Regions from separate parts of the Homo sapiens genome. Here region 1 is linked to region 2. A link is a loop called in an ENCODE intact Hi-C map of the cell type or tissue named here. Cell type or tissue: right lobe of liver. All regions are shown on one strand. Links, peaks and the distances in the headings refer to the core of each region. The heading gives the core; the rest is flanking DNA. Region 1 overlaps LOC105370891 (a long non-coding RNA gene). Region 2 overlaps NPTN (neuroplastin).

Region 1 (12,274 bases), core at 1,810-9,809, 71 kb after region 2:
GCAGTCACGCCCCAAGCAGTGTTTCTTGTGGTTAGGCACATCTGAAGCCTGTTAGCAGTAATGTGAACCTGTGATCAATTAAGCAGCTGACCAATCGTTACCTCCTCCTCCCTGCTCTTTCTACCCAATAAATACGAAGGGCTGTAGAAGCTCAGGGCTGCCTTTGCTCACTAGAAGCAGGGAGCCTTCTTCTTCCCCGGACCCCTTCTTTAAAACGGTTTCTTTTGTTTTAAGTTTTCATTTCTGTATTCATCCTCCTTCGTTCAGTCCTGTGGTAACCATAGTAACCATGGCAAACTGCAGCATATCTCCAGTACCTACTACAGTGCCTGGCAGTGGGCATTTAGTGAATATCTCCTGAATGAATAGACAAAGCATACAGCTAGACTCAGAATCTCAGACTCTTGCCTCTCAATCCAGTGCTCCTTTCAGTCTGTCACTATGATGTTGGAGTCCAGTTCTGCCTCAAGGCCCGACTCTAATTCCACTTATTCTGGAAAACCATCTCTGTTCACCATTCATTCAGTCCTCATTAATTTCACAAATGTTGGGTGCATAGTCTGTGCAAGGGTATGGTATACAATGATGACAGGGAACATAGACATTGAACAACAATGATACCATTGCTTACTTAATGATAATTTTGGTCCATGATAAGAGTAGACATATTGGATGCTAAGGGAATATGTTACAGGGAAACCTAACTATGTCTGAGGTGGGAGGAGTGGTCAAGAAAGGCTCCTGGAGGAAGGGACAGCAAAGCTGTGCTCTGAAGGATGCTTAAGAGTTAGCCAGGCTGTCAGGCGCAGTAGCTCACGCCTGTAATCCCAGTACTTTGAGAGGCCAAGGTGGGCAGATCACCTGAGGTCAGGAGTTTGAGACCAGTCTAGCCAACTTGGTGAAACCCCTTCTCTACTAAAAATACAAAAATTAGCTGCACATGGTGGCACACACCTGTAATCCCAGCTACTTGGGAGATCGAGGCATGAGAATCACTTGAACCCAGGAGGTGGAGGTTGCAGTGAGCTGAGATCACACTACTGCACTCCAGCTTAAGTGACAGAGCATGACTCCATCTCAAAAAAAAAAGTTAGTCAGGCTAAAAAATAATAAACAACAAAAAATTATATCTAGAGGCAAAAATAAACTAAAAAATAAAAAACAAATGAACAAAAAAGAATTAGCCTGGCACAGATAAGGTAGGCCTAGGTAGGGGAGGTCTGTTCCAGGCAGGTTTAAAGGGTTGGAAGCAGGAAGGAGATTGTCAAGGTCTGCGGAGGATCCCAGTGTGCCTAGAGCTCAAACAGCAAGGAGAAGCGGGGCAAAAGGAGCTGAGGCTGAAGGAGGGGCATTGGGGCCATATCAGGCAATGCCTTGAGGACCATATTAAGGGTTTAAGATGTTGATCATCTATGAGGTAACCTGTAGCTTTCTTTAACAAAATCTAGTCCAGAACCTCTTTATTTGTCAATAAAAGAAATCTATCTGTAAATACCGTAATATATTAAAGCAGAATGAGTCGTTAAGCTGTGCTACCTATAAGCCTGATCACATGTTACTCTCCATCATCATTTCCTTCTATTAGTAACGTTTTACTTAGCTGTTCCTCCAGGCTCAGCTGTGCTGCACAGAATTAAGGGAAGGGCCATTTGTCCTTTGGGTCAGAACATAAATGGCCAGGAAGCCTCCCCTAAGGTCATGGTGTGGTGGCTGTTGTCTCCAAGTAGAAAGTGAATGCAGCACAGAGAACAATGCAATGAATTGTGAGGGAGGACCAGTTCTCCCTCCACACAAGGAGACTCTCTAGCAATTGCCAAGGCTGCATGTCCAGCCCTCAATGCTTCCTTCTGCCTCCCAATACCTATAAAGCTCCTCCCTATACCATTGAAAAATGTTACCAAGCCTTGCATGACGGGCTAATTTTGCACCTCTCCACATCCAGTCTCCCCATCTAGAACACGAGTTCATTATAACAACGTCTTACATGCTACAGCTTTTCACAGTTTACAAAGCATTTCCCACAATAGGAAAAATAAAGCATTCATTATCCCATTATTTCACTTGGTTATCACAACGACCAATCATGTTCATTTCATAAACAAGATAACTAGGCTTCAGAATGGAGAATGCCTTGTTCAAGGTCCCCAGCTGGCAGGTAATAGAGCCAGAATTTGAACCCAAGTCCTTTGGACCTCAAAGGAAATATGCTGAGGGTGGCTGAGTCACTTTCTTGGGGAAGATGATCTCTTGCAATGACCCTCCTCAGACACCATGAGTCTTATCTGAAGATAAAGCACTCTCTTTGGGCAAGTTCTCCATTCAAGATCTGCTAAGGCTGGTATAATGTTGTTTCACCTCCTGGCCCCAGAAGTTTGAGGTGCTCATAATTTCTTCAGGGAGCATCTTGGGTACCAGCTCTACTATGATGGCCAATGCTCAAATGGGGCAGGGCAACTAAACAGCTGAGGTAGGCTCTCTCCACTGTTGGGGTTGGGGTTTTAGTGGCTAATACAAGGCATTCTTTTAATCCCTTCTCAAACTTGGAAACAACTGAGAGACGGACACAGGAGTCAGGCATATGGAGGTCAAAATGGTGGAGAACATGGCTTAGTCTGCTGGCCAAGTGAGCTTGCTAACACTTTGCCCCTGAATTTGGCAGACTTATTCAGAGATGTTGGTAGTGCAGGAAAACCACAAGTCTCCCATGGCCACTGGAAAACTTAGGGCAGCATGGAGAAGCAGAACCACTCATCTGCTCTCTGTAGGACGCCGGTCCCAGGCTTGCTCAAGTCCTTCCGCCTCAGTTGTCCACCAGAAAACTCATTCCTGAAGCCAGGAGGGGAAGCAAGTAAAAGGAGGCCACACATGTCACAATAATGAAGTGATTCTCTGCCCCAGCTACACATTAGAATCAACTAGGGAGCTTGAAAAAAACACCAGTGCCAAAATAGATATACACAACAATGTCCAGGTTCCAGCCCCAGCGATTTAAATGCAATTGATCTGGGGATGGGGCCCAGCTTGCATAGCAGAGTAATGCACTTTAATGTGCTGTAATGCACTGCTTCTCGAATGTTGATGCACATTGGATTACCTGGGGAACCTTAAAAAATCCCAACCCTAGACCACACCAATTAAATCAGAATCCCTGGAGGGGAGACCCAGGCATCAGTATATTTTTAAGACTCCCCAGGTGATTCCAATATGCAGCCAAAATTGAGAACAGGTGCTCAAATGTGGTTGTGTTGTTGTTGTTATCGTTTCAAATTTGAGTGTTCAGCAGAATCACAAGAAATGTTTGTTAAAAGATGGACTTCTGGGCCTCACCCCCAGAGTTTCTGACTCAGTAGGTTTGGGTTGGGGGCCTGAGAATCTCCATTTCTAACAAGCTCCCAGGTGGTGTGGATACTACTGGTTTGGAGACCACACTTTGAGACCTGCTCCTTCACAGGGTGTGCAGAGAAGCGTTTCCTTCATCAGCTGAGAAAGCCATGGTAAGACCTGATGTGATAACTTTCATCCCTGCAGGTCCACAGAAAAATATGCCAAAGTCAGTAGCATTGGCCTACATGATGTTTTAAAGAGGGTTCATAGATTCTGACTTTAAAAAAGAGCTGCCTCATCGTGGCTAGTGTCAGAATGCCCAAGATGCTCTTTATTTTGGTGCTCTCCTTCTCACAGTTGGGAAACTCATTTCTGGTTTTTACCAGGTTAATGGTTGGTTATAGTTGAAACAGAGATGCCTTCTGAGTATTGACATTTTCTCTTGAGAAGTGCTCCCATCTACGTAGCTCTAATTGGACCACTCCATTCTTACAAGTCCCTGTTTCCCTGTTTCGTTCAGGGGTGGTCACCAGACTCAAGCCAGGCCATCCAGAAGCCCTGGAAAATTTTTGGGTTAAAACTGAGGAAAGAGAGTCAGTTTCTCTCTTCTCCGTGTTATAAGCTATGAGATGTGAGACTTGGGGTGAAACTAGGTTTCCTCTCTACTGTGAGCTCCTCAAGGACAGAGTGTTATTTACTGCCATATTTCTCAGTGTTTAGCATAGTTAGTGGCACAAAGCAGGGCATCAAATAAATATTATACACAGTTTTGATGAGGTATAAGTGACATACAATGAACGGTGCATATTTAAAGTATTCAATTTGATATGTTTTGACATATTTATACACTCTAATAAACAGATTTTCAGATTGAATTAAAAAAATAATACCCGACTATATGCTGTCTCTGAGATAGCCATTTCAAATATGAAGCCACAAATAGATTTAAAGTAGGAGAATTGAAAAAGTATCCCATGCAGACATTAATTAAAGAGAAGCCAGAATGACTGTATTCATATCAAAGTGGATTTCAGAAGAAGAAATATTATCAGGGAATCATAGTGATATTACATAATGATAATGGGGTCAATTCACCAGGAGCACATAACAATCCGAAATGGTGTGTACAACAGTGCTTTATTATGCATGAAGCAGAAACTGAAATGCAAAATAGACAAGTCCTCAATTATAGCTGGCTATTTTAACACCTTTCTTTCAGTGATTGATAGAAAAAGTAGACAGAAAATCTGTAAGGATATGGGAGACATACAACACAATCCATCAACTGGATCTAATAGCATCGTCTACCTAATAATAGCAGAATATGCATTCTTTCCAGGTGCGCACAGAGCATTCACTAAGATAGGCTGTGTTCCAGACTATAAAATAAGTCTCAACAAATTTAAATTTATTGCCAGGCACGGTGGGGCATGCCTGTAGTCCCAGCTATGCAGGAGGATCCCTTGAGCTCAGGATTTGAGACCAGCTTAGGCAACATAGTGAGACCCCCATCTAAAAAAAAATAAATAAAAAGTAGTGAAATCATGCAAACTATGTTGTCTAACCACAAAGGAATATACTACTAAAAGTCAAAAAGAAAAAGATATCTTGAAAATCCTCAAAGAATTGGAAATTGAACAACACACTTCTAAAAAGAAACCAAAGAATAAATAATAATGGAAATTTAAAAATATTTTAATAGTCCATTACATTAAAGAGATGTGAAAATAAGAAAACATATTTAGGGCCAGGCGCAGTGGCTTATGCCTGTAATCCTAGCACTTTGGGAGGCCAAGGCAGGTAGATCACTTGCTCTCAGGAGTTTGAGACCAGCCTGGGCAACATGGTGAAACCCCGTTTCTACAAAAAATACAAAAATTAGCTGGGCGTGGTGGCTTGTGCCTGTACTCCCAGCTACTTTAGGGAGCTGAGGCAGAAGATTCCCTTGAGCCCAGAAGGCAGAGGTTCCAGTGAATGGAGATGGCGTCACTGCACTCCAGCCTGGGTCACAGAGTGAGACCCTGTCTCAAAAAAAAAAAAAAAAAAAGAAGAAGGAGGAGGAGGAAACATATTTAGTATACTTATATTCACATTTATCTTTTCTCTTTTCTTTCTTTTTTTTTTTTTTTTTTGAGATGGAGTCTCAGTCTGTGGCCCAGGCTGGAGTGCAGTGGCCCAGCTCGGCTCACTACAACCTCCACCTCCCGATTTCAAGCAATTCTCCTGCCTCAGCCTCCCAAGTAGCTGGGATTATAGGCACATGCCACCATGCCCAGCTATTTTTTGTATTTTTAGTAGAGATGTTGTTTTGCCATGTTGGCCAGGCTGGTCTCGAACTCCTGAACTCAGGTGATCCACCTGCCTCGGCCTCCCAAAGTGCTGGGATTACAGGCATGAGCCACTGTGCCCAGCCACATTTATCATTTCTATACTCTTCATTCTTATGTGTGGATGCAAATTTCCATCTGGTATCATTTTCCTTCTGCCTGATGAACTCTCTAAACTTTTGCCTGAGAAAGTCTTTATTTCACCTTCTCTTTTGAAACATATTTTGGCTAGGCACAGCGGCTCACTCCTGTAAACCCAGCATTTTGGGAGGCCAAGACAGGAGGCCCAGGAGCTTAAGACCAGCCTGGGCAACATGGTGACATCTCATCTTAAAAAAATAGAAAAAGGAGAGAAAGAAAGGAAGGAAGGAAGGAAGGGTATTTTTTTTTTGTCAGGTATAGAATTCCAAGTTAACAGATTCTTTTTTCAATTCTTTAAAGATGTCATTCCATTATTTTTTGCTTGGCATAATTTCGGTGAAAATTCTACTATAATCCTTGCCTTTGTTCCATTGAACATAATACGTCGTTTTTTTTCTGGCCGCTATTCAATTATTTTATTTATCACTGGTTTTTCAGCAATTTGATTATAATGTGCCTTGATGTTTATTGTTTTCTTTATATTTGTTCCATTTGGAGTTCATTGAGCTTCTTGGATCTATAGGTTTATAGCTTTCCTCGAATTTGGAAAATCTTATGCCATTATTTCTTCTCATAAGTTTCTATTCTTCTACCCTTCTGCAACTCTAGTTACACTTATTTTATTTTATTTTATTTTATTTTATTTTATTTTATTTTATTTTATTTTTGAGATGGAGTCTCGCTCTGTCGCCCAGGCTGGAGTGCAATGGTGTGATCTTGGCTTACTCTCCACCTCCCGGGTTCAAGTGATTCTCCTGTCTCAGCCTACCTAGTAGCTGGGATTACAGGCTCCCGCCACCATGCCCAGAAAATTTTTGTATTTTTAGTAGAGACAGAGTTTCACCATGTTAGCCAGGCTGGTCTTGAACTCCTGACCTCAGGTGATCCACCTTCCTTGGCCTCCCAAAGTGCTGGGATTACAGGCGCGAGCCACCGCGCACAGCCTGTCACGTGTATTTTAGATCACTTGTTATCATCCCATAGAATCACTAGGCTTGTGTTTTGTTTTTGTTTTGTTTTTGAGACAGAGTCTCACTCTTGCCCAGGCTAGAGTGCAGTGGATCACAGTTCACTGCAGCCTTAACTTTCTGGGCTCAAAGGATCCTTCCATCTCAGCCTCCCAAGTAGCTGGGACCATACGCTTACGCCACCACACCCACCTAATTTTTGTATTTTTTATAGAGATGGAGTTTGGCCATGTTGCCAGGCTGGTCTCAAACTCCTGAGCTCAGGTGATCCACCTGCCTCGGCCTCCCGAAGTGCTGGGATTACAGGCATGAGCCACTGTGCCCGGCCACATTTATCATGGAGGAGGGGGAGGGGGAGGGGGGAAAGGGAGGAGAAGGATCTGCCCACTTCAGCCTCCCAAAGTGCTGGGATTACAGGCGTTCACTTTTTTTCATTCTCGTTTTTCTCTGTTTTCTTCATTTTGGGTAAATATTGCTATGTCTTCACATTCACTGACCTCTTTTTTCTAGTGTTTAACCTGCTCTCAATCCAAACTTGTATAGATTTCATTTCAGATAATTGTGTTTTTCATTCTAGAAATTCCATTTGGGTCTTTTAATATATTTTCTTTGTCTCCTCGTTATTTTTATGTTTTCCTTTTCATCTTAAGCATATTTGTAAGATTTAAAAATAGCTTTAAAATCCTTGTCTGCTAATTCTATCATCTTTGTCATTGCAGGTTTTTGGCTTTTTTTTTTTTTTTTTTAAGAGACAAAATCTCTGTCTCACTCTGTCACCCAGGCTGGCGTACAGGGTGACACAATCATAGCTCACTGCAGTATCCAATTCATGGGCTCAAGAGATCCTACTGCTTCTGCTTCCTAAGTAGCTGGGACTACAAGCATGCTCTACCACACCCTGCTAAATAAAAAAAAATTTTTTTTTGGACAGGTGGGGTCTCATGATGTTGCCCAAACTGGTTTTGAATTCCTGGCCTCAAGCAATAATCCCGCCTCAGCCTCCCAAAGCGCTGAGATTACAGGCATGAGTCACCGTGCCCAGCCCATTTCTAGTATTTTCTAATGATGCATTTTTCTCTTCACTATAGGTCATCTTCCTGCTGATTTGTATGCCTGGTAGTTTTTCACTGGATGCTCTACATGGTAAATTTTACCTTGCTGATTGCTACCCTTTGTTGCTTTTCTTTAAGGAGTATTGGGCTTTGTTTGGCATGCAGTTAAACTATTGCATATCAGTTTGATCTTTTTGAGGCTTGTTTTTCTGCAGTTACGGAATCAGAACAGCCATTTTTCTAGGTGTATTTATGTCTTCTGTCAAGGCCTTCTGCTTCTGAGAATGCCCTCTATTTTACAAAGTCTCTTTACTCTGGCTCATGGGAACAAAAACGAGTTCTAGCTGTGTGTGAGCTCCAGGAATTATTTGAACAACTGTTTTCCAGTGGTTTTTACCCCACCCTCCTGGAGTTTCACCCCAGGCATGTACAGATCATCACTCAGCCAAAGACTAGTTTAGAGGATCCTTTTGCAGATCTCTAGAGCTTTCTGGTGTGCAGCTTCCTCCTTCCCTGTAGGCTGCCCCACAGGTTCCACCTCAGCCTCCCCAAATTCCAGTCTCTGTCTTCTAAACTCAACAAGGCTGGTGGTTCTGGATGGGTCCCTCTCCCTGCGCTAGAGCCAGAAAACTGCCTGAAGGCAGCAATTGCAGAACTCCCAATACCTGTGCCCCTTCACTCAGGGATTGCAGTCCTGTGCTGCCCACGTTGTTTTATATATTTTGCTTGGTTTACTAGTTGTTTATAATGGGATTGCAATTTTTGTAGCACTTAATCCTTCATAGGAAGAAGTACAAGTTAGAGTTAACTACTTTTAACTGTTTCTCTTTTAGTTCTTCTACTAGTTGCTTTCATAAGGTTAAATAATATTCTGAAGCCAACATTTTTTTAATCTTTCAACTTCCTGCTATGAATGATGAAGATTCAGCCTACCCTCCACTTTCTCCATCCCTCTTCCCAGTTTGAATAGTTACGTGATGTTTTTGTTGTTGTTCTTCATTTACTGTGTTCAAGTATTCAGTAGTATACTTGACAATGTATTTCTCACGCCGTCATCTTTTTTTTTTTTTTTTGAGATGGAGTCTCACTCTGTCGCCCAGGCTGGAGTGCAGTGGTGCTATCTCGGCTCACTGCAAGCTCCGCCTCCCGGGTTCATGCCATTCTCCCACCTCAGCCTCCCAAGTAGCTGGGAATACAGGTGCCTGCCACCAGGCCCAGCTAATTTTTTTGTGTTTTTTAGTAGAGATGGGGTTTCATCATGTTAGCCAGGATGGTCTTGATCTCCTGACCTCGTGATTCGCCCACCTCCACCTCCCAAAGTGCTGGGATTACAGGCATGAGCCACTGCACCCAGTCACTCCATCATCTTTTGATAATATCTTTGGATCTTCAATTACTGTGTAAGATGAGGTTATTGGCTGGGCAAGGTGTCACGCCTGTAATCCCAGCAGTTTCGGAGGCCCAGGCAGGTGGATCACCTGAGGTCAGGAGTTTGAGACCAGCCTGGCCAACATGGTGAAACTCCGTCTCTACAAAAAATACAAAAATTAGCTGGGCTTGGGGGCGCACGCCTGTTATCCCAGCTACTTGGGAGGCTGAGGCACGAGAATCACTTGAACCCGGGAGGCAGAGATTGCAGTAAGCCCAGATGGCAGTGAGCCAAGATCACGCCACTGCTCTCCAGCCTGGGTGACAAAGCAAGACTGTCACAAAAAAAAGGTTTTTTGAAAAAAAAGATCTTGAACCCGGGTGGCAGAGGTTGCAGTGAGCCGAGATCGCACCACTGCATTCCAGCCTGGGCAACAGAGCGAGACTCCGTCTCAAAAAAAAAAAAAAAAAAAATGAGGCTAACACCCTACCCTTCCCTTCATTTCTATTTCCTGACTTCCAACTCCCTGCTTATTTAATAACCTATACCCTTTATTCCCACATTGCTGTAGTTCCTACCATTTATATTTTGCTGTGTAAACATATTTAAATCTTCTGTGCTTTGCCTAGGGATTACTTCCAAAAGTTGAAAACTAATAGAAAATAATGTATATTATTGTCATTAAGAAAATATTTACTGGCCAGGTGCGGTGGCTCATGCCTGTAATCCCAGCACTTTGGGAGGCTGAGGTGGGTAGATCACCAGGTCAGGAGATTGAGACCATCCTGGCTAACACAGTGAAACCCCGTCTCTACCAAAAATACAAAAAATTAGCCAGGCATGGTGGCATGTGCCTGTAATCCCAGCTACTTGGGAGGCTGAGGCAGGAGAATGGCTTGAACTTGGGAGGCGGAGGTTGCAGTGAGCCGAGACCACGCCACTGCACTCCAGCCTGGACAACAGAGCGAGACTCCACCTCAAAAAAAAAAAAAAAGAAAAGAAAAGAAAAAAATATTTACTGCAGAGCCAAGCTGTGTGATCAACTTACAATTCCTTCTTTATGAGGTCAATAATACAAACCCGTAATACTTGAATGAGTCGAGGTCCAATGGATTCTATTTTGCTTCATATTTGGACCATGACTTTGTTGTACACATTCTTTCCTAAAATTTCTAATTACCTTCCTCTTGTCGAGAAAACTAATGTAAGACTAAGCCACTAAGCTCTTCCAGCTTCTTATCTACCATTTTTGCTGAGAATCAATTCTACTCTTCTTCCTGAAGACATTCTTGTTGGATTCTACTGATCTGTTTTTCTTTTTCTTTTTCTTTTTCCTTTTTTTTGAGATGAAGTCTTGTTCTTTCTCCCAGGCTGGAGTTCAGTGGCACAATCTCGGCTCACTGCAACCTCTGCCTCCCAGGTTCATGTGATTCTCGTGCCTCAGCCTCCACAGTAGCTGGGACTACAAACATGCCTGCCACCACACTCGGCTAATTTTTGTTTCACCATGTTGGTCAGGCTGGTCTCAAACTCCTGACCTCTGGTGATCTACCTGCCTTGGCCTCCCAAAGTGCTGGGATTACTGGCATGAGCCACTGCACCTGGCCAACTGATCTGTTTTTCTGATATGAAATGATTGGCTTCTAGATCTGTTACAGTATGGTCTTAGTGAAACTCTTTTCCCCAGATGAGCACTACAGGAAGTATTGTAATGAACACTGGTAGATTCCCCAACTCACATCCCACTCAGAGGATTAGTCTAGATTAACAATAATAATCCCATTCATTTTGCTAGCGATTGGTTCAGAATTGTGACTCAATTCTGGCTAATGAGACACAAGAATAAATTAGCAAGGGGACTTCTGGGAAAGATTTTCGTCCCTAAGACGGGAAAAAACAGAAAACACAGTCCTTTTTCTTTGTCTGGACATTGTCATATCTAATTAGATATGACACCTGGAATTGTGGCAGCCATCTTGCTGTCAGCTTGAAGCTGAAGCCAACACTAAGGTGGCAGAACAGAGATATGGAAACAACCTGAGCTTCAGATGATATCATGGAGCTAATGACTCAACTAATTCTGGAAGCCCTGCATCTGGACTTTCTGTTTCCTTATTGCTTAAGCCAGTTTCCTGTCTCTTAGAACCAAATATTTTGTATGTAAAAAATTCTGTTAGTTTCTTGCACAATACTTTTTCTCCTCTTCTTTATTACTAGGAGAACCTCATTTTTTCCCACAGAGAGGCATTATACAAAAGAAAAGAAAGAAAGAAGGCAAGAAGGCAAGAAGGAAGGCAAGAAGGAAAGAAGGAAGGGAGGGAGAGAAAGAGGCTTTGCCCTTCAGATTCCTTTTTTCAGCTAGAGATGACTCTAAGACCCATCTAATTCTAGCGAATGAGATACAGATACAAATTTCTGAGTAGGGCCTCAGGAAAACCTTTTTAATGGGAATAAATTTGGTCTTCATACTTCCTCCTTCCTTCTCACTGAGAATGGAGATTTGATGCTTGGAATTACTGCAGCCATCTTGTGATAGGGAGGGTGAAGACCAAATGCTAGGGATGGCAGAAATGGAAAAAGAAGATGTCAGGAAAACTTAGGACATCCCTGAGCTGCTAAGCCAGTCATAAAATGCCTGTGACCAGACATTCTGTGATGTGGGAAAAATAAAACCTTATTTCTTTAAGCTGCCATTAATTGCAATATAGATAATACATCAAGAATCCAACCGCTTCCTCTTCCTTGGTTTTCACCTTCATTTTGCTTGATGATATCCTCAAGATTCTCTCTCTTAAAAAGTATGTGAGATAGATGCTTTCTTAGCCTTTGTCTGTCTGAAAATTCCTTATTTTGTTCTCATACTTGATTGATAGTTTGGATGTATTATACAGTGCTAGCTTAAAAACAATTTTCTCTCACAAGTCTTAAGACATTGCTCCATTTTCTTCTGGCATTTAATGTTACCGATGAGAAGTCCACTATTAATTTGATTTTGCACCAATGCAAGTAGTTTAAAAAATTTTGGGGGGGAGCTTTTAAAAAATTTTATTTTTGGTGTTCTGAAATTTCACAATGATATGTCAAGGTATGGGT
Region 2 (12,245 bases), core at 1-8,000:
TAATGATTTCCCTTCAGTATCAACAACAACAAATCAACTTCTGACAGAGCCAGGCAAGCCTCCCTTACCATCGGTCCTCCAGACTTCCCCGACTTCCACGAAGTGAGTGCAGGTCCTACTGCCTGGAGACTCAGAAAAGTCCAACAACCTAGTAAATGCTGCCTCCAACACCAGGTAAGAAACCACAGCAGAAAGAGGACGGCAGAAGGAGGGGTACAACCCCTACAGTCAGGCATGCCTCGGGGACCTCAGGCCTCTCTGATGACCTCAGAGTCAGCACACTGACTTCACACTTGGTGAGTTCTGAGGAAGTCTCCTTAAACTTCCTCCACAAACAATGCTAAGAACTCACTCCTAGTCAGACTGGGGGAAATTCATAACTTTCCTTTCATTTAAGGACTAGAGGTTAGAGGAAAGGTTATTCAATCAATCAACAAATATTTGTGGCTGGGCACAGAGGCTCATGCCTGTAATCTCAGCACTTTAGGAAGCTAAGGTGGGAGGATCGCTTGAGCCCAGGAGTTCAAGACTGGCCTTGGCAACAAACTGAGACCCCATCTCTACAAAAAATCAAAAATAAAATTAGCTGAGCATAGTGGTGTACACCTGTGGTCCCAGCTACACAGAAGGCTGAGGCAGGAGGATCACATGAGCCCAGGAGGTTGCTGCACTCCAGCCTGGTAGACAGATCAAGACCCTGTCTTAACACAAAACAAAACAAACAAATAAAAGAGAACAAATATTTACTAAAATATGCTGCATGCTTTATATCCTACTAAGGGCAGGTGGGAGTGAGAAGGTGAGATAGGGAGAAGACAGACCTAGAAATGAATAAGGAGCTTGGCCTCAAAAGGGAACCAGACATCCAAAAAGGGATGACTGATTTCAGGAATGTGTTAAGAAGCCCCAACAGAGCGTGTGTATAGAGTGCTGTAGGGCACAGTGAGTGGCCACTGCTGGAAAGAGTCAGGGAAAGCTTCACACATGAGCTAACATTTGCACTAGACTGTGGAGGAGGACAGCTGATCAAACAGGGAGGAGCAGTGCAGGCAGGGATTCGCATGGGTGTGAAGGCAGAGGTGCAAGAGTGCACAGGCAGAGGTCGGGACTCAGCGGGATGGCTCACTGCACTCAGCTCATGAGATCCCGGCAGGGAAAAAACAGACTCATGTGTCTTTACCCTGCAACAACTAAAGCACAATCAGAAATAGGAGAGAAAAAGGGGAATATTATCCTGGAAATGATTCTAGATATGGCATACAATCTTGTCAGCATTTGAGTGCAGGTACATCTGAAATGGGGAACTCGTAAGCTTTTAAAACAGCTAGTCTGTGATGCCTCAAGCTTCATCTTTCAGATTAAAACACATACTGCGTTAATTCCAACCTGCTTTGGCAAAAGCTCAAGGGCACTCCTTCCCAGTGACCAGCAGAGAGAAGTGGACATTTCCTCTCCAGTGCCTTAGAAAGTTCAGTGTCTTGTAAAAAAGACTCAGCATCTTCACCTCGGCAATCCTCATCCTGCTCCTCGTTAACGGGTCTCTGAAATCATCGCTGATGTTGGAGTCATTATCACAACTCAACATTTTATTATCAAGATGTCATGAAGTAGGAAGAATAATGGACTTGAAATTTAAAAAAACTAGATACAACTCTTGGTTTTGCCACTAATTTATCTTGGCTACTATGGAACCCTTCCAAAGAAGATGGATTAATGATCTTTAAGGTCCTTTTGGATTCTGAAGACTGATAATCAAAGAGGATCCATGGGATCAGAGGAACGCTTGACACGCTCTCTGACAGAAAAGGTAATGGGTCAACAATCATAATGAGAGAGAAAGTGAGGTTCTAAAGCTCTGACTCTCCAAACAACATCATGAATCATCCCACTGATCGGAAAAGATGTTCTCTTTGACATTTTCTGGGGCAAATACCGTCAGGTTCCCAATGTCTAAGGCTGCCAAGGCTGCCCTTGGGCCTCCTCAGGTTGCCCCGATTCCTTATCAGTATGTTCTGTGTTGCAGGAATGTACTAGTAATTGCCCTCAGTACCTTGGGCCTCCTCAGGTTGCCCCAATTCCTTATCAGTATGTTCTGTGTTGCAGGAATGTACTAATAATTGCCCTCAGTACCTTGTTTCCTACTAAAAAAACAAGGCAGGTTCTCTAAGACCACTTCAAAAACAGTATTTTCTTCAGGATAAATGGACGAGAATTAGGCTCGGTTCTTTCAGTGTCCTATCCTGAAGGCAAGTGATATGGTTTGGATTTTGTCTTCACCCCAATTTCATGGTGAATTATAATCCCCAGTGTTGGAGGAGGGGCCTTGTGGGAGGTGACAGGATCATGGGGGCGGATATCCCCTTTGCTGTTCTCCTGACAGTGAATTCTCATGAGACCCGGTTGTTTAAAAGTGTGTAGCATCTCCCTCCTTCACTCTCTTCCTCCTCTCCAGCCACCTAGGACCTGCCTGCTTCCCCTTCACCTTCCACCATGATTCTAAGTTTCTCTACTTACAGGGATCACTTAAGAAGAAATAAACAGCAACTGCAGTCTAAAAAATAGGTAAGTTTCAAGGATCAAAGAAGCCTGAGGGGGAGGCTAATTCTTTGGATTTAGCTTTATCTTAACTATATTACCTGTCAATGCCTCACCTTCAGTTACAGTAATCTGAAAGCAATAAAACTCAAAGCAGGCCAGATGTCACTCTGTTGTCTAAGATAGGAAAGATCATCTTTCCTGTGTTTCCTGAGGCCTCCCCGGCAATGCTTCCTGTAAAGCCTGTGGAATCATGAGCCAATTAAACCTTTTTTCTTTATAAATTACCCAGTCTCTGGAAGTTCTTTAGAGCAAAGTGAGAATGGACTAATACAGTGAGCAATCTAATCTCTTACCAGAGGGACAGCTTTAACAAATCACGTACAGGGATTTTTGTGCTGGAAGAGACTGTCAATGACCTCTTGATTCATGCTGTAAACCGTGACTCTAGAAAGGGTGACCCTCGCCATGCACACATCCGAGGATACAGCTACTACAGTAACTGACCCACGTGTCTGGACCTCTGCAGGGAAAACTCCAGCAACCAGAGACCCGGGCCTGCCTCCTACTCACCATGGGCATCCCGTTCTCCTTCTTGCGCCATATCCAGTCTGGGTGGGGGTAGCCAACTGACTTGCAATACATAGTGGCATCCTGCCCTTCATTCTTGTTCTCACTCCGTTTATGGCCAGTGATGTCAGGAGCGGCTGTGAGAAAGCGTTAGACGCAGTTACCACGGAAGTCTACTCCAAACAGGATACAAAGGCCCCACCTTCTGGCTCAGAGCCCTGCTTGTAATGTAGTCAGTCTTTATGCTTACTGTCATACTCAGCTTTGATGAAGAGCATTTCAGGTCAGAATAGGGTAAAGGGACCAAACCCATCCTCTACCCCCCACCCGCTAAAGATGCCCAGGCAGATACCAGGGTTACTAATATATGAGGCTCTACTAATGTAGGTGATTCTCCAACCTACTGGAAAAGGATGCAGGTCCAACTGCCCTCAATTAAGCCTACCTTTAAAGAAAATGCAAACAAACACTATTATCTCTTCTATCGGCCCAAGTTTTTTCTTAAAACACCTGCATGAACAACAGTTATGCATCCTGTCAAATATCACACATTCCCTTAAGGAAATGAGATTCTGAGATAAAACAACTACAATCAAGTCCTATTACAAGGTATGTAAAAACAATGAATGCTTGGAGAAGCTACTCAATAAGTAACAATGACCAAGGCTCTCCCAGGAAAGAGGGAATCCAGAAACTGGTCTTCACAAGGAGGAAGAAAGGAATGAACAGGAAATTCAACCAGTGTCCCAAGAGATTTTTTTTTTAATTGAATGACTGATTGAGATGGGGTCTTATTCTATCGTCCAGGCTGGAGCATAGTGGCATGATCGCTGCTCACTGTAGCCTCAAGCTCCTGGGCTTAAGTGATCCTCAGCTCCCGAGTAACTAGAACTACAGGCACATGCCACTACACCTGGTTAATTTTTAAATTTCTTGTATAGACGGGGTCTTACTATATTGCCCAGGCTGGTCCTGAACTCCTGACCTCAAGTGATCCTCTCACCTTGGCCTCCCAAAGTGCTGGGATTACAGGTGTTTGCATCTGCACCTGGCCCTAAGACCTTTTATTAACAACTTAAGAATCTGCCTTGGACACCTGATTTGCAACAGTTTCCTAGACTGAACCCAATATAGAAGGAATTTCAAGACATGCTAGAGGCCGTTGGTCTTCTCTATTTATAGGGATCACTTAGGAAGAAATAAACAACAACTGTAGTCTAAAAATTAAGTAAGTTTCAAGGATCAAAGAAGCCTGAGATAAAAGCGAATTCTTTGGATTTAGCTTTATTTTATCATAACTATATTACCCGCCAATGCTTCACCAGTTACAGTAATTTTTTTGGAGACAGAGTTTCGCTCTTGTCGCCTAGGCTGGAGTGCAATGGTGTGATCTTGGCTCACTGCAACCTCCAACTCCTGGTTTCAAGCGATTCTCCTGCCTCAGCCTCCTGAGTAGCTGGGATTACAGGCATGTGCCACCATGCCCAGCTAATTTTGTATTTTTAGGAGAGATGGGGTTTCATCATGTTGGTCAGGCTGGTCTTGAACTCCTGACCTCAGGTGTTCTGCCCGCGTTGGCCTCCCAAAGTGTTGGGATTACAGGCGTGAGCCATCACGCCCGGCTAATTTTGTATTTTTAGGAGAGATGGGGTTTCACCATGTTGGTCAGGCCGGTCTCGAACTGCTAACCTCAGATGATCTGCCCGCCTCAGCCTCCCAAAGTGTTGGGATTACAGGCGTGAGCCACCACGCCCAGCCGGGTTACAGTAATCTGAGAGCAATAAAAGTCAAAGCAGGCTGGATGTCACTCTGTTATCCAAGATAGGAAAGAGAATCGATATGCCTTGGTCCCAATTCCAGTTTTGTTGGTTCTTTCGTTATTCTGGGCTTTGCTGCTACAGCCATTATCAAATGGAGACACCTCGTGTCCTTGTCTACCTCCCAGTGTTCTTGGGTAGATGAACAGGATGTCAAAACATTCATCTTGAGACTGTAGAAGCCTGTACTATTGCATTGGGGCTAATCTCATGTTCCACCTTTGACTGGCTTGGTTTTTCTTGGCTTAAAAACAATGCAAAGTCCTACTAGTCACAGAATGTGCTTCCCAGGCACAAACTGGTTTTAGACTCACCCTCCAGAGGCACCTGGATGGGCATGCACTGGGCAAGGCCCCAAGCTGTCTCTGTAACCAGTCCCTGCCAAACTGAGGCCTGCTGAGTAACACTCAGTGTGAAGTGTTTTCTAGATAGTACGTTTCAAAGGAAATATCTTTTTTTTTCCAGGCAAAGTTTCTTACTACAGAAGGAAGTGGTCAACCTGGCTCTATCTCATTCCCACAAAGCCGAACTTTTCCCACAGCTACTCAGTCACTTCTTAGGCTGACTGTTCAACCTGGTCACCCTTTCTCAGAGCTTACTTCAGTCCATAAATTCCAAGCACTCCAAGGAGCAGGCTCCATAGCCACACAGGACCCAGCATGCCCGAAGGGTTACCATGTGCTGCTCCAGCCAGCCATGCTTCATTCATCTGGCAAACACCTGCTGAGCACCCACTACACACCAGATATGTCAGACTGGTTGGGTAAGGCTTTTGTGATGAGATGAACTTTAGCATGGTCGTGAAGAAAATAAGGGAGTATATACAAGGTTCCTGACCTGTGGTAAGTAAAGAATGTATTTTTTCTTTTTTGAGATGCAGTCTCTCTCTGTTGGCCAGGCTGGAATGCAGTGGTGTGATCTTGGTTCACTGCAACCTCCACCTTCCGGGTTCAAGTGATTCTTCTGCCTTGGCCTCCCAAGTAGCTAGGATTATAGGCATCTGCCACCATACCTGGCTAATTTTTGTATTTTTAGTAGAGATGGGGTTTCACCATGTTGGCCAGGCTGGTCTCAAACTACTGACCTGAAGTGATCCACCCGCCTCAGCCTCCCAAAGTGCTGGGTTTACAGGTGTGAGCCACTGCGCCTGGCTAAGAATGTCACTTTCTAACAGGCCAGGAACCCCAAGTTATCTTGGGACCTCAAGAGGAGAGGAATTTGCCCAACTCGTAAGTATTTGAGGGTACAAACCCATGGCTGGGCTCGACTTTTTAACAGTCTTATCTGAGATTCTTCATGGAACAGAGTTCTGTCAAAGCCAATTTAAAAAGCCTAAGTGAAAAATAACTACTCTTGCTGCACTTTATGCAAATAATCAGGCCAAGTACAGTAAGAATAAGTTTATTTTATAAATAAATCAGTTCTATCATGATTTGTTTTTAATAAAAATGGGGACTGGAGAGAGAAAAATTACGCTTCAAAAGAAAAACTATAGTATACTGTTGTTAGCTGTTCTTGAGGTTTTTTTCTGCAGTTTAGATGAAATTCTAAATTCTTTGTGGGTTGGAAGTCCCCAAACTAATGCTTTCAAATCTTTGCTTTTAAAATTGGGAATTGTACTCCTCATCCTAGGACTCGTTATTTACCTTACAGTAGGCTGTTCACTTAAACACTGTAGTAAAACTATAGATGAGAGTAGTAATGTTTTTCCCACACAAGCCTTGGAATCCTAGCCAGGCCTGCATGAGTACACTCAGACAGTTACAAGGTGGTTCCACTCTTCTCACCTTGGGGTTCACTCCCATTCCCACAATGTCCCCTATCAGCAGGAAGAAGCCAGAGTGATCTACGGCCTTTTGCCATCTTCAGAGCCTACACCTTAAGATTAAGGTGTTATAAAACCCAAAGGGAGAGACTGAAACCGTCTTTGCAAAATTATGACTGAGACAGGGAAAGAGATCGAACTTAACTGCTTCATCTTACTTCTAACCTCCAAGCTGTCCTTGTTCACTCCTGGGCGCAGGCTGAACTAACTTTGGGAGAAACTTATAGTTTAAACAAAGATGGTAACAACCCTTTCCCAAAACAGACTCCCTTCTTGCCTGGGGACTAGATTGCCTTTGTAGAACTAACATTAGACACAAGATTAGAAATTATGGTTTAGGAGTCATGCAGCTGGAAGCTACAAGATTCTGACCCTCCCTAAACTGCTCCTAAGATCAGTGCTTGAGATATTTTGCAGACCTTGCACTTGATGGATCAGCTGGCCCCACCCAGATCAATAAACTGGCTCATCTGATCCTGTGACCCCCACCCAGGAACTGACTGAGCACAAGAAGTCAGCTCTGACTCCCTGTGATTTCAGCTCTAACCAATCAGCACTCCTGGCTCACTGGCTTCCCCCAACCACCAAGTTATCCTTAGAAACTCTGCTCCCTGAATGCTAGGGGAGACTGATTTGAATAGTAATAAAACTCTGGTCTCCCAGCAAAAAAGAAAAGAAGGGAGTAGGTCACACATATCTGTAGGAAGAACACTCTAGGTCGAGGGAAATGCAAAGGTCTTGAGGTAGGATTGTGCTTGTTATGTACAAGGAACAGCAAAGAGGATTTGATTGGAACATAGTAAGCAAGGAGAAGAGAGCAGGAAATAAAAGAAATCAGAGAGACTGGGGACCCAGATTAGACAGGACTTTGTAGGCCACCATAATGACTTTGGCAGTTACAGTGAGTCAGCCGGGAAGCCACTGGTGAATACTATGTGCAGGTATAAAATGATGGGTGTGTTTTAACAGGCTCCCCGTGGCTACTATGTGAACAAGAACTGCAGAGACAGCAGTGGAAGCAAGACCAAGCAGGAGGCTATTACAGTAACCCAGGCAAGGGAGAGGCTGGTTTCCATGGGGGCAGTAACAGTGGAAATAAGGAGAAATGGTGAGATTCCAGGTATATTTTGGAGGTTGAGTTAACATATTTGCTAATAGATTGAATGTGGACTGTGAGAAGAAAAGGAGTCAAGGATGACACCAAGGTTTTGGCCTGTGTAACTGTGAGAATGGAGTTGACAGTTACTAAGATGAGGAAAATTGCAAAAGAATAAGAGTGTTTTTTGTTTGCTTAATCTTAGTTTGTTTTGTTAAAAGACTGAGAAACAGTGGTGGTAAAAACCAGAAGGTCAAGGTCTAGAACATGGTAAGTTTAAGATACTTATTTAACATATGGCTAGGTGTGGTGGCTGGCTAGGTGCAGTGGCTCACACCTGTAATCCCAGCACTTTGGGAGGCCGAGGTGGGCGGATCACCTAAGGTCAGGAGTTTGAGACCAGCCTGGCCAACCTGGTGAAACCTTGTCTCTACAAAAATACAAAAATTAGCCAGGCATAATGGCAGGTGCCTGTAATCCCAGCTACTTGGGAGGCTGAGGCGAGAGAATCGCTTGAACCTGGGAGGTGGAGGCTGCAGTAAGCCAAGATCATGCCATTGCACTCCAGCCTGGGCGACAGAGTAAGATTCTGTCTCAAAAAAAAAAAAAAAAAAAAGATACTTATTTAACATCCAAGTATTGGGAAGGCTGAGGCAGGCGGATCACGAGGTCAGGAGATCAAGACCATCCTGGCTAACACGGTGAAACCCCGTCTCTACTAAAAATACAAAAATTAGCCAGGCACGGTGGCGGGAGCCTGTTGTCCCAGCTACTCGGGAGGCTGAGGCAGGAGAATGGCACGAACCCAAGAGGTGGAGCTTGCAGTAAGCTGAGATCGCGCCACTGCACTCCAGCCTGGGCGACAGAGGGGACTCCGTCTCAAAAAAAAAAAAAAAAATCCAAGTAAAAATATCAAGTAGGCAGTAAAAGAGCAAGTCTGGAGTTCAGGGAAATGTTCTATGTTAGGGATATAAATTTCAGGTATCAGCTTATATGTGGTACATTTTCCCATTTTCATTCTCCTTTGACCCAAAGAAGACACCCACTTTGGGCCAGTTATTGGCAATAGTACTATGAATTCAGTACTATCAGCTTTTGCTTTGGGGACTCATTTCCAAGACTGTACATTAGAACCATCTAGAATGCTAAAAGTTGAGTCGGCAGCTGCACTGCCTCTGAAAAGTCACTATTCTGAAAGGACCCAGACTTAAAGGTCAAGATTGGGAAGGGGGCTAGGAACAGTCTTCACTCCTGCCTTGGTGTGTGGGAGGAGGAGAACACCACTTCCCCTCTTTATTTGACACTCTGGGAAAGGGTGGCCGCCATACTGGGGGACACTCAACCAACCAATGGAGAGGGGCACACTGAGGAACTGAGGGCCACTGCCAAGAGCCATGTGAGTGAGCTGTACACATGGAGTGGATCCTCCAGCTCTGGTCAAGCTTTCAGATGACTGCAGCTCCAGCCAACAGCTTGACCAAAATCTCAGGAAAGACCCCAAGCCAGAACACCCCACTAAGCTGCTCCCTAATTACTGACTCAGGAAAACTGTGAGGTGGTAAGTGCTTAGCATTTTATGCCACTAAGTTTTGGGGTAATTTATTATGCATTTTTGTATGTATAGATACAAATATACCAATTGATGAAGCAGACATTACCCCACTTTTTAAAATTGGAAAACTCAAGTTTGGAAAAGTAATTTAATGTTTAAATGGTAAAGCCAGAATCCAAGTTCAGGGTTGTGTGAATCCAGAGACTATGCTTTTTGTACTTTAACATACTGAGGGGAAAATAAACTAGAATAGAGTCCACAAAAATAAAAATATACAACATGCGAGGAGGGAGACCATTAGGACAAACACCTAATGCATGTGGGGCTTAAAACCTAGATGATGGGTTGATAGGTGCAGCAAATCACCATGGCACAAGTATACCTATGTAACAAACCTGCACGTTCTGTACATATATCTCAGAACTTAAAGTAAAACTTTAAAATATATATATTATATATATAATATATATATAATATATATATAATATATATAATATATATGTATATATACAAAATATATTTATATATACATAAATATATATATACATAAATATATATATTATATATAATATAGTTATATATGTATATATTTGTTATATATGTATATATGTATATACATGTTATATATGTATATACATGTTATATATGTATATATGTATATACATGTTATATATGTATATATGTATATACATGTTATATATGTATATATTTGTTACCATGTATTACTGGTAACTGCAGAGCAAAGAGCCCAAAAGTTATCTTTCCTTGTAGATGTGCTAAAACACCTTAGACCCAAAGCAGAACCAATTTACCTTAGACCCAAAGCAGAACCTATTTACCTGTCAGACTTTACTCTGTATTAGTGTAGCGTAAAGAGCAGAGCTTCAGACCTGAAAACATGGAAATCTGGACTTGATCTCGACTCTATTACTCACCAACTGAGTAACCCAGGGCAGATCACGTCAAATACTCTGAGTTTTAGTATTGTAAAATAAGAGTAATACTCACATGTTTCAGAGGTCTTGTGAGGATTAAATTACATCTCCATACTAATCTAGAACATGGTTGGAACTCAGGGCCAAGCATTTAAACATCAGTCAGGGAAAGGAAAGGCTAAGGCTTCGACTCTGTCATTAGTTCTAAGAAATCAAAGATACTGATTACTATGTGCTCTCCCCATTTGCTGATACAAACAGGACTTTTGTTTGTAGCTCTAAAAATAAGGTTTAATCATGTCAGATACTGATAAATTATCTGATTAATGGCCTATTTTAGTGCCTCACCTTCTATGGTCTTGCCTTTTAATAAGGGACTGCTTAACCAGATTTTGTTGGTCTAAAAGCAGGTCTGAGCGTCTAACTAAGCCTTCATATCCTGAAGGAGACAGAGACAATACTCTGTGCTTCTCTTTACCCTCTTAGGGGGGCACAGACTAAGTGGCAAGAGCAAGGGGTAGGAGCAACAAAGTAACAAAAAGACCCTTAGAAGAGAGTTCTGATCCACTCAGGAATTCATTCATTCTCTGGCCTTGTTAGTCACATATTCTAGTCACACTGGTTAATGGCTATCCCTCCAGTATCCTAATAAATAGCAACACAGGGGTCCCAAAAGAGTCTCTGTTACCCAACAGCACCTGAACCAATTTCATTATCTGGGCAGTCTGGGACTCTGGCTGAGGACGAATGCATGTTCCTTAGTACCCTCTGCTACCCAACCTGATGCACTTAGAGCAAAGGGTCAGCTTCTAGGCCAGGCTGGATGCTGTAGAAACTGTCAACTCAGGCCATGGAGGCACGTTTCAGATGATATTAAATAAAGTTAACAGAACAGACTTAAGAAAGTGATCAAGATATAAGGCCTCTTTACAGACACTGCTTATATGGTGCTCTTTTTTTTTTTCTTTTTAGACAGAGTTTCGCTCTGTCGCCCAGGCTGGAGTGCAGCAGCGCGATCTCAGCTCACTGCAACCTCCGCCTCCCGGGTTCAAGCGATTCTTCTGCCTCGGCCTCCTGAGTAGCTGGGACCACAGGCGTGCACCGCCACACTCGGCTAATTTTTGTATTTTTTAGTAGAGACGGGGTTTCACCACCTTGGTCAGGCTGGTCTGGTCTTGAACTCCCGACCTTGTGATCTGCCCGTCTTGGCCTCCCAAAGTGCTGGGATTACAGGCTCAAGACACTGCGCCTGGCCTTGGTGCTCACTTTTTAAAGCATGTTCATAACCCAGCAACTTATCTTCAAAGAAAATCTATCCTTAAAGGTGTTGTCAATGACTAGCCTGTTTCCAAGTAAACACAGAGATTCTGCATTTACGGTCTATTTGCTTCCTTCATGCAACCTATCAAATCCCAAAAACACCTATCTTTGTGGTGGACAAAATGAACACTTGGCTGACGGCAGTGGGAGAGTGAAGATTTACTGCTTGCCAAGAGCTATGCCCAAGAAGGAATATGAGATCAGTCAAGACAGAAGCAAGAAGGATGCAGGCTTTTGGCTCAACAAGCATTCTCCACCCACAGCAGATTTATCATTGGTTGTGAACACTAGAGCAGTCTAGGACAGGTGCCTCCTTCTGCAGGTGAAACCACTGTGTAAGAGGTGTAGAAGTTTCCTTGAAGACAGTGACCCTCAACCCTGGCTGTACACCATAATCACCTGATGTGCCTTAATCTGATGCCCGAGCCACAGTTCATATGAATTAAATCAAAATTGAGAACCACTGTTCTATCACCTTTCCTGGCACCAGTACTAGAGGTCAGATACCCCCCACAAGACAGGGAGATGAGTGGGTAGAGGTGTGGGAGTCATTCAGGTGACTTTTCCAAGCTGAGAAACTGACAAATTGAAATTT

The links. A loop is a pair of places that touch in the nucleus more often than their neighbours do. Peaks named below come from ENCODE experiments on the same cell type or tissue, not always from the same donor. Only the 100,000 strongest peaks of a DNase experiment are listed, where the experiment ranks them.
Region 1: a loop joins it to region 2, with 2.3 times the contacts of the local background. A loop is called at or near these places in 94 of 110 quality-filtered maps.

What each region holds. Positions count from the first base shown.
Region 1 is chr15:73,639,714-73,651,987 of GRCh38, forward strand. It overlaps LOC105370891 (a long non-coding RNA gene), which reads left to right. Exons shown (of 3, transcript XR_932451.3): 2 at 7,849-7,903. Among named protein-coding and RNA genes, the nearest start is that of NPTN, 12 kb to the left of the region's middle. In right lobe of liver, for the core only: no CTCF peak of the experiment used is centred there; no DNase peak of the experiment used is centred there.
Region 2 is chr15:73,570,554-73,582,798 of GRCh38, forward strand. NPTN (neuroplastin) reads right to left here. Exons shown (of 9, transcript NM_012428.4): 5 at 3,109-3,242. Among named protein-coding and RNA genes, the nearest start is that of NPTN-IT1, 7.1 kb to the left of the region's middle. In right lobe of liver, for the core only: no CTCF peak of the experiment used is centred there; a DNase peak (open chromatin) is centred at 3,208; H3K27ac peaks cover 343 bases.